Linked DNA regions of Mus musculus: region 1 is linked to region 2. The links are chromatin contacts, found by POLR2A ChIA-PET in ENCODE. All regions are on one chromosome and are shown on one strand. Each heading gives the region's core, a stretch centred on a gene start or an enhancer-like site at or near the end of the contact. The rest is flanking DNA. Distances are from core to core; before and after follow the strand shown.

Region 1 (3,887 bases), core at 821-3,320, 240 kb after region 2:
TTAGATAGTAGTTGAAGCGGGGAAGGCTGAGAAGTTACGACAGGAAGACAGGGCTGTATGAGAGGGATCTAAGGTAGAGCAGTTGAAATAGGTTGCTCATCTCTAACCCAAATGCACTAAAATGGAAAATGGCTTTTCTTCTTGAACATTTCTCCCAAATATTTGAAAAATGACCAGCTAAAGTAGCAACGCAACTCTAACCGTGTGTATTTCCATAAGGAAACTTCCAGTGCATACTTACAACCAATCTACCCCACACACAAACATTTAAAAAGCTTCAGGTTTTTTTTGAAGTTGCTCCAATAAATATAGGCAACCTCAGGTCCCCATATTTGAATATATGATATGCTCAGACTAGCAGACAGTGGAACTTTAGCTTTTTCTAATTTTTCTTTGTATATTTACAAATTAAACTATTTAACAATTTTTATGCTTTCAGCTAAATAGGTATGTAGGAAAATAATGTCCACGTTTACAAATGGCAACTCTGGTAACCATTTTCTCAGGCTTAGACTAAAAGAAGGCATTAATCTGAACTTTAAAACTTCATTGGTGTGTGACCTTGGGCATGTAGCTTATGAAAAGGTTTTTAAAGTTGCCACTTCATGAATAAAAAGAGGAAACAATTTTATACAAAATACTTATATAGTATTTAGAACTAGAAGCTACTGTGCGCTGCAGCTTGAAGGAATACAGTATGGGAGTCTTCTATGTTTCCCTGATTTTTCATGGACACACACTCAAGCGTGGTAGGTACCAAGAATCCGAAGTTCCAGATGTGTCCATAAAAAGGGAAACTCGGAAAATTCTGACGGCGTGGCTACTAGCCTCTGCGCTGGTAACTTTGTAACTTTGAAAGGCGATAGCACCCACGGACTTGGCTATCGGAGCTCCAAGAATATTTCCAGTTTTTAATTCTTAAGAGGAACTTTAGCCGGCTCCCCAGGTACTGGAAAGTGTGCAGGATGCTGGGAGTGTCTGAGCTTCCTTACATCTTAGCGAGACAGAACTAGGGAGCGAAACAAATGAAGTTGATCCTGGAGTCTCTTGTCTTCAGAGTACACTCCCACAGCCATCTTAATTAAAAGGGCGCTTTTCCTTACTGAAAAGCAACATAGAATCAGGGCCTCCAATCCACATGGTCATGGGGAATTAACTGCATACAGACCTGTGCAAGTTATGTCACCAACGGTTACTCTGAAGGTGAAAGTGGGCACGTGTACTTGCACATCGGATCTTTCACATTCATAAACTGGAATGTTCTTGGTCTTCATGCCGTACTCGTGCAATACCTGAATCGGTGTTTTCCCAGGCTTAGCTGTTATCATCTTGCCCAAACTGCAAAAACCAGAAAAAAACGTAGGCATTGCACGTCAAAGCTGAAAGGGAAGCAAAAGCATCCACTTCTCAGTTTTGACAGTCACAAATGGTGACAAAAAGGTTCTGCAGCTCCCCAGCGGCCAGGATCAGTGGCAAGGCCTGGGCGAGCACCTGTCCCCGGGTGCTGCAGCCCATGGAGGAGAGTGGAGAGGTCTGTACAGAGAACTTGAGAGCGGTGGGAGGGATGCTGAAAGAAATCGGGTGGGCTTGGACTAGGCAGCTAGACACCCGGGTCTGCGCCTCAACACTGATCAAGTCCTCCCGATCGGCTAGCTGCCTAGGGTCACTAGAGGGGCGGGGCGCGCAGCAGACCCCCAGGGCCCGGAGGGCGGGCCCAGCGCCACGCCGGGAGAGGGGGGAGCTTTACCCAGAATGCTGCCCGACAGCCGGCTCCCTGCCCCTGCCCCGCTGCCCACCCGTCTTGGGCCTTGAGGCCTCGACGGCCCGGCGCTGACCTGAAGGTCCCGCTGTCCTCGCGCTGCAGCGGCGGGGCCTCGGCACGATGCCTGCTATGGGACATGGCGAGAAGGGACGGCTGGCCACAGCAATCAAGAGAAGTGTGGATCTGGGTCCTCCCTCTCCACGTCGGCCAGTTCCCGAGAGGAGCGTGCCCGCGCTGCCGCTTGGACGCCCCTCGAATCGCTGCCTGCCTCCCTCCAGCTAAGGGACAGGAGGAGAAGGAAGGAGAGGCGGGGCCTCGGCGCGGAAGAGCCGGCCACACCCCCTCTCTGCCCAGCCTCTCTGCCCCGCCCCTCTCTGCCATGCTCAGCCCCTCGATGTTCTTGCTCCACTTTGCCACAGTGCTCAGCCCTTTCCCGTTCCTCGGGCTCCGCCCTCTCTGCCAAGTTTCTGTCCTTCCCAGCTACCGCCCGCTCTCTAGTTGGGTTCCCAGAGCTTCTCAGAGCCCGGCCCCGCCCCTCCTGCGACCTGGCTCCGCCCTCTCTGCCAGTCCGGGCTCTTCCCAGCCTCTGCAGGCGCCTCCCCCCACCCCCCGTTCCGCTTCCAAAGCTTCTGAGCGCCCGGCCCCGCCCCTCACCCTTCTAGGCCCCGCCTCCATTGCATGTCCCGGCTCTTCCCGGCTCCTGCCTGCACCCCGCTTCGGTTCCCCGAGTTTCCCCTCCCGCCTTTAGTGGTGCAGAGAGCCTCAGTCCTTTGTCCTTAAAGGGAGGTGGCTTCCTTCTCAGCGAGAAAGCTAGTAGTAGGCTACGAGCCTAGCATGTTTGAGGAGCAAGGAAAAAAGATTAAGGGTTGGACTACTTTAAGAAAGATTTAAAAATTCGAATGGTAAATTACTAAGAAAATTGTGGATCTTGGCCCCGAAACTTGAGACCCGAGAGCGTCAGCTAAGGGGCAGCCAGTGGCTTTAAGAGCCCTGGATCCCTGGGCCCGCTGCTGTCTGGCGGGCCCGCTGCTGTCTGGCGGACTCTTGTGACCTGCTTAGGATAGTGGTTTTCATTCTTCCTAATGCTGTGACCCTTTAATTCAGTTCCTCATGTCGTGGTGACAACCCCTTCTCCCCCTCGCCAACTATAATATTATTTCTTGCTACTTCATATCTGTAGTTTTGCTACTATAATGCAACCCCAGGGGACTTGCAACCCACAGGTTTAGAACCTCTGCTTTGGGAACATGTGGGATCCCCAAAGAGATGCTGGAGGTGGAGTGCATAGCAAGGATATTTAGACCAGTTTCCAGGATTGCTCTTCCGGTTGACCTGTGCAATGGAGAGTGATGACGTTAACCTGGAACGCTCCACCTACAGAGTATGTTGTGGGTGTGTTAGCGCTTCAGAGCGTCTTAGAATTTGTGAACTATTTGCACAATGGCTCCTGTGTTTACTTAATGCTCTAGAATTGAATTCTAGAAATATTCTTACTGAGAGACTCCTAAAAGGTTTTTTTGTTTGCTTGTTTGTTTGTTTGTTTGTTTGTTTTTTAATGGAAGTTTTAGGTTGATGTACAAAAGTATTTGGTTCTGTGATGGAAATTTGTTTTGGTTGTATGAGAGCCCAAACACTTGGAAGCAAGGAAAAAATATCCGGAATTGAACCAAATTGAATTCTACTGGGGCTTAGGTTAAGCCTATTCTCGCTTTTATTTCTGTATAATATACACGGGTTACAATCCAATAATGCTATTACACTTATGTGTTAATGAATATCGTATTGTAACAACCACAGAGACACTCAAAATATATCAACCACCTATGGCCAGACAGTATAGGTTTGTTTCTAGAATTTAATTTAATGGATTCACAAAATTTCCTTGAAAATAAGCCAAAACTTTATGTAACTATTTTATAGGTAGAGTAATTGGATAGCAATGAGCAACAAAAAGGAGGTAAAATTCAGCAGGACTCTTATCAGTTGATGTAGTCTGAGCTATTAGTTTCAGAGTTAGAACCTTCCATAGTAGTTTTTAATATGTAATGTAATAGTAACTAAAAAGCCTTCAAGACCCTATAGAGATCTGCACCCAATTGTTTTTCTCTATAGTCTGTGAATTGAT
Region 2 (4,274 bases), core at 1,549-4,048:
TAGCCCTGATAAATCCGTTGCAGAGTGTAAAGTCTCTTAACTTAAAAATGAGAAACTCAGGATTCTTCCAATAACAGTTAGAGCCCCGCCCCTTCTCTTTGCTTCTCAGCAGCTATTTGCCACACCTGCTCCCTGTGTGCCTGTCCTGCCTCAGATGGAGGCAGCCCAGCTCAGGGTACAGGTCCTTGTAAACAGGGTTCTTTGGGAATTCAGAACCAATGGGGGCGTCTGTAATAGGGAATTTGTCATAAGGAGTCATCTTTGCATTTGTTAGAGGAGATGAAGAAGTTTTGAAGAGGGAGGGGAAGGACGGGAGACCAGCCTTGACACAGGTAAGGGAGTCCAAACTAACTGGGAAGCACACACACACACACAGACACACAGACACACAGACACACAGACACACACACACAGACACACACACACACACACACACACACACACACACACACACACACATACACCCTTCTGTTATAGAGGGACTGCTGACAGGGCTGCTCTGTTACTTTGTTCCTCACACACCAGGCAACTCTATACTGTTGCCCTTACTGGCAGATATAGACTTGTGAACAGACAGGAAAGGAGATTCAAGGAAGTACAGTTCTCAGCATCACCAAGTAGTCCGAAGAACAATCCAGCCCAAACATTTTGATGACAAGCTGCGGGAGTTCTTTCTCTGGTGTATTCCGAAGGGCCAGATAACTCACTAGTCAAACATCTGGTCTGTCTCTCAGCTTGCCTTTCCCTTCACCACTTCTCCATACAGGATGCCTTGGGACTGCATCTTTCAGTGAAGCACTAGCAAGCATTTCAGCCTTTTAAGTAAACTCAGCCAAAATAGCACCCGATAGAAACCTGCAATGAAAGCAGAGGTGTGAGCACGTGTGAGCAGATTAATTGATGGTGGGACTATGGTTATTCAAATGCGGCTCAGTTCATTTGCATGTAATGGAATTATAGGATTAATAGCACTGGTCATTTAAGAGCCTCCTTATCTTTCTTCACAGAAAAAGTCCCTCTCTGAGACAAATAAAAGGGATGGATTACAGAAGCAGAGATCCTTTTAGCTAACATCTGACTTGTGACTTATGCTTTCACAAGAATATACATGTAAAGAAAACTCTGCTGCCCCCCTGGCACTTTTCAGAGCAATAAAAACACTGCTATAGCTGGAGAACAAGGAAAAGCCCGTTACTCCGACTTACACATCTCTGCCAGGGTGAGTTTTCTAAATATTGTGATACACAGCCAGAGTGGTGAAACTGTCTTTGCTATGCAGCTCTATACACACACCCAGCTCTCTTTAATCCACCCATTTGTCCCAGATATCCACCCACCATTACATCTTCGTTAGACCATTTGTCTGTAAGACAGGCAGGAGGAGATGTTTCCCTCTGATGTACAAAATCTGTCTTCCAAATAATGCTATGGAAGAGAATAGCAAGCATACATGCTTTCTTACAATAAATTGTGAGGTGTGGGTCTGGGTAGTTCCTATATCCCTGGGTAGTTTATGATTCTGCTAATAGGGGTTATGTGAAAAATTTTGAGAGGACCTTTTTTAGATAAAGACTAAGAGTTCTCTGGTCTCCTTTCACTGTCTGGTATTTTTCACGTATGCCTACTTTTGTGTGTGAAAGCTGTTTTAGTAGTTGCCGCCACACTGGGACCCAGATGGAAAAGGAGCTATAACAGAGTGAAGTTGAGCGACATAATGGCTCCCTTGTAGAGACTGTTTCCACAGGGAGGAAACTGGGGTGAGACTGCCATGTGTCACAAGGTCTAGCATTTGTTATTTTAAGATGATCCTTATTCAAGATGGAAGAAGTTAATCCCACATGTAAGAAGGAGACTCAAGAGAAATGATATGTAGGCAAGAATGCTCAGAGCTATGTCAGAGCACACCAGCATTGTATCAGCACTGACAACTGGGAAATGCCATGAGGACTATCTCAGTAGGCGGCAGATCATCAGATTTTAAAGGAACCCCTTCCTCCACCCAATTCAAAACAGCTAGAGCGCTCCAAGAGTCCCTGTTTGGCCCAGTTCTCTAGATTTGTCCCCTTGAAGTTGTTGATGACAGAGACGTCTTGATACAGGGACATTCTTCAGTTATCCCTTTACAGAAGAAACGTCTGTGCAAATATTTAAAGTACCCCCCTCCCTCCGTGCAAATTTGCCTTTAGATCAATCTGGTCTTGGACGCATGCCAGGAATAGCTTTAGCATGGAAGTTGCTGGGTGGGAAGGGTGTAAGGAAGCTGCGTGGACACTGCGGGGCTTTGCCAGGGACTTTAAAGCCATTGGTCCTTCCTTCCACACAGTCCAAGTGTCTCTCCCGGACTGAGAGTTCGCAGGGCAGAAAGCCTAAACATATTGTTTATTTATTGAATGAGGCCTCCGAAGGGCGCCGAGGGCCAGGGGCTTGGTCTCGCAGAGCGGAGGCCACCAGGCTGCAGTTCTCCGGTGAAGCCCTCTCCCACCGCTCCATGGCCGGAGCGCTGCAGTCATTCCCGGCCTCTTTTTTCCAGCCCAGCGCTCCCGCCGCTGCAGGACTGGACACGCGGGGGGCCTATCTCTCCCGGGCAGGGTCTTTCGGATGACTGATCTTGGTACCCCACGGATTCCCGTGGACGCCAGGCAGGGACCAGATGGGCGCTGGATCCCGCACGAAGGGGGCGCGGTGGGAGCAGAGCGGGACACCATGGAGCCCGCGGGAACGATCGGGGCTGGCGGGTGTTCCGGAGCCGGGGGCGGGGAGCCCGGAGCGCCGCCCCGCCAGCGCGCCCCGCCCGTGGGAGAGGAGGGGCTGCGGCGCGGAGGACCACTGGAGGCGCCGCGCGGCCGCCGCTGTCCGCGCTGGAGACCACAGCTCGGCACAGGCGGCGCCCGTCCTCCGCGCCTCCGGAGCCTCCTCCAGCCTGCGCGCCGGGCAGATAGCACGGGCCATCTCCCACCGCGACCTACCGCTCGCCCTGCAGGTAAGTGTCTCTCCGCCGCGGGGTGGATACGCGGTGCTTGCCGCGCGGCCCGGGGGCATTGTGCGCGTCCAGAGGGCCGAGGACCCTGGCGATACCCGAGTGGGCAGCCGCAGCCCCAGGCCCCCAAGGCATCGCTGTCTCCAGAGGCACCCCAGCTGGGTAGCGCGGAAGCGAGGATGGCCAAATCGGTCCCCGGTGCGGTCAGAGTGGGAGGGGGTACCGGTGTCACGGTCCCCGCTCACCGCCCGCCTTCCCTTCCCGCGGCTGCCGGGGAATCCGGCTTCCTTTTACACGCATTCCCCTCTGCCCCCCTTCTCCGCCCCCCGCGGCAGTTCTTCATCCCCGATGCCCGCACCCCAGGGCCGACTGGTTGGGAATGGAAGTCGGGGCCGGGAGGACTGATGTAATTGTCAGCGGAGAACCGAACCGGTGCGGGTGAGAGCGCCCGCGCCTACGAGAGCTGACGCCTACGCTGCACCTTTCAGGGAATCCGGGAGCCGCGGGCAGTGGCCGGGCAAGTTGTGCATCGGGTTTGGTTGTGCGCGTGCACTGCGGACTGTCCTCGCGAGCACTCCTTGCTACCCCCGGCTGGCGTCCCTGCAGCCCTCCCTGCAGCCTGCGTCCACGCTCATCGCCCGAGCTCCCTTCTCCGGTTCAGACCGGGACAGGGTTTGCATTGCAGTCAGGACGTGCTTCCCCTGCGTCGAGCTTGGAGCTGCCCGCAGATCGAGTCGCCGGGGACGCTGGGGGAGGAGGGATGGGAAACCTGGGGAGGAAGCTGCGGAGAACGAATGACACCCGCAGATTTCTAAAAGCCTCTACCGTTTGCAGACGCACCGTAAGCCACGTCTTAAGCTGCTTTTAAAAGTTATGACCAGATACTGATTCTGTGACGATTCTGTGATCTACCTGAAAGGTTGGTGAAACTAGAGACCTAAAAGCTGGGGAAAGCATTACATAATGGACATGAAGCAAATGACTGAAACTAAACGGAACACCGGGTTGCCAAATTGTTTCTCGCTTCTGGACAGAAAGTCCTATAAGGCTTTTTTAAAAAAAGAATTTCCAGTTTGGAGTCCTTCGGCAAGATTTAATAAGTCATATATTCGATTGCAATTTCTCCTAACAAAATAATATTTTGAACATATTTTCTTATATTAAAATACATACTAATTAATAGTTATGTCACAGACTTAAGAAATGTATACTTCAAAGGAAAATTAAATCTTCCATCTTAAAACTATTCAACTTTGTTTTCCTCCTTTTAAGTTTTTGCATACATATCTATATATTC

What was found. ChIA-PET counts read pairs that join two places held with the same protein, here RNA polymerase II (POLR2A).
Region 1: POLR2A ChIA-PET joins it to region 2 with 18 read pairs in Patski. The contact joins the promoter of Prkra here to the promoter of Osbpl6 in region 2. POLR2A ChIA-PET finds 5 or more read pairs at or near these places in 2 of 5 experiments (Patski and embryonic stem cell).

What each region holds. Positions count from the first base shown.
Region 1 is chr2:76,645,957-76,649,843 of GRCm38, forward strand. It overlaps Prkra (protein kinase, interferon inducible double stranded RNA dependent activator), which reads right to left and starts at 2,071. Exons shown (of 8, transcript NM_011871.3): 1 at 1,836-2,071; 2 at 1,169-1,338. The coding sequence starts at 1,900.
Region 2 is chr2:76,403,710-76,407,983 of GRCm38, forward strand. Osbpl6 (oxysterol binding protein-like 6) reads left to right here and starts at 2,799. Exons shown (of 27, transcript NM_001290733.1): 1 at 2,799-2,980.